2 separate regions of the Homo sapiens genome follow, and region 2 is linked to region 1. A link is an interaction called in ENCODE POLR2A ChIA-PET data of the cell type or tissue named here. Cell type or tissue: PC-3. All regions are shown on one strand.

Region 1 (2,500 bases):
GAAATTCATGTTTTTGGCATTTGTTAGCCTTTTAAAGTTAGTGTTTAGTTGTAATTTATTTTCTCATTCCAGATATTTACTTCACACCTAATTTTGTATTCCTTTCCTTAAATAGAGTCCCACAAATTGTAAAAAAGGAATTAGCTCACCAAAAACACCAAATGCAGTATTTTTAATATTTACCTTTCAGGTTCGGTTGCTGGATCTAGATATGCCTCTTTTTTTTATTTCCTCATTTTTTCTTCTAAAAAGAAAATTATGTATTTTAATGTCAGATTGCTTTTGATTAAAATGTTTCATATTAAAATTGTATACCTGAAAAATATTATTCAATAACACACTTCAAAAAGTTGACAGTTAAAAAAAAAAGAATAGCCCTTGTTACTTTTCTTATCTAATCACAGAGTTTGTGTAGTGAATGTAAAAAGAAAAAAAAATTGTTACAAGTTTGGAGCAAAGAGCTCTGTGTTTAAAAGGAATCTCCTTCTTTTTTTGTGTGTTTTTCCTTTTGTACCAATGGGGAACCTAAATCTGTTTTAGTTGCACAGACACAATGGACAAATAGTCATTTTGTATTTGCCAAGTGTGATACCTTCCTTTGTTTATTTGCTATTAAACTGTTGAGAGTTTTATGGCTAGTGGATAATCATTGTTCAAACTTTTTAATAACTACAGTGAATTGTGTTAATATAAAATTATGCTGTACAGTATTTTCTTGTTATGTTGATGGTCAAAGTGAACATCAGATATTAAAAATTTAGATGAGTAAAATATTAAACAGCCTATTTTTGTCATGTAACAAAAGACCATGAGATCCATGGAGGAAAAAAGGACAGCTTTATTTTTCTATAGAAAACAATAGTAGGTTGGGGATATGCAGCCTGTGGTGTAAAATGAAAATGAGGTCCTAGTTGGGGGTTGGAGAGTTAGAAATTATAAAGGCAAAAATTGTAGGACAGGGGAGGTGGGGTCAAGGAAGTAAGGAATAAAGTCTTGATTAGATGACCTTTAATCCCCAAATCACCAGTGTGTCTTAGTTGGTTGTTTCCAGGTGGTTGGTCAGTTGGCACCAGGTGGTCTTTTGGTGATCATTTGGGGAATTTCCAAATGATCACCAAAAGGAACTGTTCTTTGACTTGGTGGCAGAAAAACAGGTTTTGCAACACTTTTAAGGACACAGGGTATAATTGCTCCCTTACCCTGTCATTGCCTCTTGGTTCTGCTTTTACCTTTGAGCCACAAGGAGTCTATCTTGTCAATTAACTGGGGGCATAATTTGACAGTCCAATATGTATAATGATGACAACAGCTCCACTAACATGAATGCCATTCTTAGAATTTCTCATAGATCCTGGCATTTGGTACATCTGAGTTGAATAAATAAAAGTCTGGGGAATGAATGAAAGAAAAATTAGTTCAATGTCCTATAACTTTAAGTTAATTTATTAGAATTGCCACCAACAAAATTAGCTCTAGCATTTAGATACTAAAAGGAATTTGTTAAGCAAACTTACTTTTGCAGTTATCTCTCCATGGACAGTCAGAACAGGTATTCTTCATTTCTAAAACATACTGCTGTTCTTTAAGACCATTCTTTGGCACTGTGGAACTTTAGTCATTTTCTAGACATTTGTTAGCCACTAAATGTCTCATACCAGGGACTCATATTTGTAAATAATAGTGTCTGCCTTTGAGAAGCTCATAACTGGGTAGTCAACGAACAGTCACAGTGCAGATCTGGAATCAGTGTTGAGGGAGTACAAAATCCTTTGGGTGTTGTAATCAGAGTCAAGAAAAGCTTCACAGTGGCGATAGGCTTAAGCTTAGTTGAAGGAAGAGGAAGCTTTCAAGTGGAGGTGGCAGAGAAAGCATTCTGACATGTGAAAAGGCAGGAAAGCCTGCGTGCAGCATATTTATTAGTTTTGTCTCCCTTGGAGCATTTTGTAAATTTTATTGAGTATTCAGAGTTGACAGAAAGGCAGTCAGGGATCATTTCATGGAGCGCCATGCTGAGAAGATTAGAGGATTTTAAGCAAGTGATGTGGTCAAATTTGCAGTTTTGAAAGAGTACTTAACATTATCCTGGTTATATGTTTAGCAGATTTGGCAAGAACTGATTGTTATGATTTGATAGTCATTTAATACAAAAAGGAACCTGGAATGCTCTTCGTCTTTAGTGAACATTATGTAACCTATCTTCATGGCCTTCTTAGTGAGGTAAACATTTTTTTTTTGAAATTGTAAAGATTTAAACTTTTTGAAGGGTAAACTTTCTCAGATAATTATGCTTAGTTGTGAGCAGAAGTAAAATAATGTTTTTACAGGCCAGAGCATTTAATTACCAGTGCAAGACTGTCCAGACTACTCTTTCCATTTACCATGATAACTGGTAAAATGTGAGATGGTGATTGCTCCATCATCTTGGGTACTGAGATGAAAAGATGTGGGGTGGAGTCCTCAAATGACTTATGATGAACAGCTAGTGTAAGCAAGAAAATGA
Region 2 (2,500 bases), 1.0 Mb after region 1:
AGTGCAGCTACATGGATCTTGCCATGCGTAGCATTGGAGACCATGATTCCTCCTAAGATTTGCAGCTCAGCCTGGAAGCCCGTGTTCCTGGGGCTTTGCAAAAGGAGCATTGCATGTGCCAGGGCATACAGTGTTGAAACCAACCTAACCCTGGGCAAGCCGTTGGCTCCTTGGCTGATTCTTGGTTCTGTGCTCTGTCACAGGCCTGGCCCAACTGCTGCAGAATGAGGAAAGATGGCCTTGGAGAATTTCAGATTGAAAATCTCTAAATGATCTTGTTTGCTGGGTAGAAGGCATTAGGGGAAGGAAGTGCCCATAGAATTCTCTTCCTCTCCCTCCCTCCATCTCAGCTCCATAAAACAAGTCTCAGCTTTCTGTACCCACCTCTGACCTCTAAGGGTGCTCTCCTTTTTCAGTATGCTGTGTGACTCTGGGCAAGGCATACCTCCTCTCTGGGCCTCAGTCTGTCTTCTGTAAAACATGGGGGTGGGGTGGACCAGATGACCTTGAAATATCCTGCCAGCTCCAGTGGCTGCTGAGAGCCCACGGAGGCAGCGGGGAGCCTCCAGGCAGCCAGAGCCCGGGGGCCAGCGGAAAATGTGACTTCGTTACAGCTCGGCCCCCAGTGGCGCTGCTGGCCTCTGATCTTTGAACATTTCCATAGTGCACCCGACACGTCGGGCCCGGTCATAGCCCGGCGCAGCCCCTCGCTCACTCAGGAACATCTGCTACAGCATTTACCACGTTAATAGATTAGCTTTGAGAATCGGGCAGGTGTTTTCCAACCAAGCCAGAAAACATCAAAATCACATTGCTCTCCAAGCCTTTCCGCACAGGCAATCGAGTTAGAATGACTCATATGGTCTAACAGATAATAAAACACACATAACATTTGCTTTAAGGTACAGGTGGGGGTATTTTGTCCCGCACATAGGAGAAACAAAAACTCACTCTATTTGGGAACAGGGTAATTGAATACAGATGGGAGGAGGTAAATGAAAGAATTTAGCAAATATCTCAGTGGAATAGCTAATGGGAATGAGACAGAATAGGAAATTAAAAATTATTCGAAGCAGATGGACCATTCTTTGAGTTTTTAAAAATTTATTAGGGCCGCGAGAAAATGTGTCTGTTTATTTTCTGCGGCCATGAAATTAATGACTTGGTGAGTTTTGCTTGTGCAATTTTATGACTGCCATGTCATCTGTCATAATTTGGGGACTGTTTGATATGGATTTATGAGTGTCCCCACCCCCCCGCCCCTCCCTGATTTATTGGTGTGGGTCATGCGTGAATTAGGCTGTCCCCTTTTGAGGGAGCAGCTCGGATGGTGGCGTAACCTCGCAGGCCCTGGGCAGGGGCTCCGGGGAATTCCTGGCCAAAAGGTGAGTGGAAAAGCTGTGAGGAAGCAGCAGGCTCACCTGGCTGAACTTCCTCTACTCGGGTGACCTCAGCCTGCCCTGGCCAGGGAGGAGGTGTCAAGACCGGGAAAACCAGCCCAGGCTGCTTGTGCTTGGCTGGGGCTAGGGTGGGGCCGTTGCTGTAGCCTCAACCCAGTGTAAGGGCCACCTGGCTCCTTGTCCCTCCAGTCCTTACAGCCGTGCTCACCTGCCCCCAGACCTGAAGCTCAGGGAAGGAGAAAAATATTCACAGTTATTTGGGGTCTGGTTGTGCCTGGCCAGGTGCTGGGGTTTAAGTACATTTTCTAGATGGTGGTTAACATAGGGCTTTGCAACCCGCAGACATGAATTCAGTTTTGCTTTGATTCTTCTGAGCTGTGTGTCTCTGGGCTGATCACTACCCTCTCTGAACCTTGATTTCCTCATCTTTAAAAAACAAAATAGGGCCAGTGCGGTGGCTCATGCCTGTAATCCCAGCACTTTGGGAGGCTGAAGCAGGTGGATTGCCTGAGCTCAGGAGTTCAAGACCAGCCTGGCCAGCATGGTGAAACCCAGTCTCTACTAAAAAGTACAAAAAATTAGCTGGGTGTGGTAGCACGAATCTGTAATCCTAGCTACTTGGGAGGCTGAGGCAGGAGAATCACTTGAACCTGGGAGGCAGAGGTTGTAGTGAGGCAAGATAGTGCCACTGTGCGCCAGCCTGGGCAACAGAGCCAGACTCCATCTAAAAAAAAAAACAAAAAACCAACCAATCAAACAAAAAACCAAAATAGAAGCATCTAACATTAGGGAGTTTTTGAGGATCAAATGAGATATTGTAACAACCCCTGCCCCCAAACACACATAGCAAAGAGCTAGTAAGTGGTAACTATTATTATTCTTAATAATCATCCCATCAACATCTTACAGTAGATATTATTATTTCCCCCTGACAGGTGGGGAAACTGAGGCTCAGAGAGTTTGAGTGATTTGCCAGAAGTTACACAGTTAAGGGGATGAACCTGGGCTTTCTTCCATAATGCTGGAGCCCATCTTGTTCTGAATTGGGATATGCCAGGCCTCAGTGGCACAGTTCAGGGCTACAGACTCATGACCTTGTC

Evidence for each region. Peaks named below come from ENCODE experiments on the same cell type or tissue, not always from the same donor. Only the 100,000 strongest peaks of a DNase experiment are listed, where the experiment ranks them.
Region 2: POLR2A ChIA-PET joins it to region 1 with 6 read pairs; 1 of 35 experiments calls an interaction of 5 or more read pairs at or near these places.

What each region holds. Positions count from the first base shown.
Region 1 is chr10:74,254,250-74,256,749 of GRCh38, forward strand. The region is part of intron 3 of ADK (adenosine kinase); the gene reads left to right. LOC124902456 (a long non-coding RNA gene) reads left to right here. Exons shown (of 2, transcript XR_007062198.1): 2 at 1-628. Among named protein-coding and RNA genes, the nearest start is that of ADK, 100 kb to the left of the region's middle. In PC-3, a CTCF peak has its summit at 1,336; DNase peaks (open chromatin) are centred at 1,162 and 1,692.
Region 2 is chr10:75,261,414-75,263,913 of GRCh38, forward strand. No RefSeq gene overlaps it. Among named protein-coding and RNA genes, the nearest start is that of COMTD1, 27 kb to the left of the region's middle. RefSeq lists an enhancer at 27-1,674. In PC-3, no CTCF peak of the experiment used is centred here; DNase peaks (open chromatin) are centred at 868 and 1,468; H3K4me3 peaks cover 1,111 bases; H3K27ac peaks cover 1,944 bases.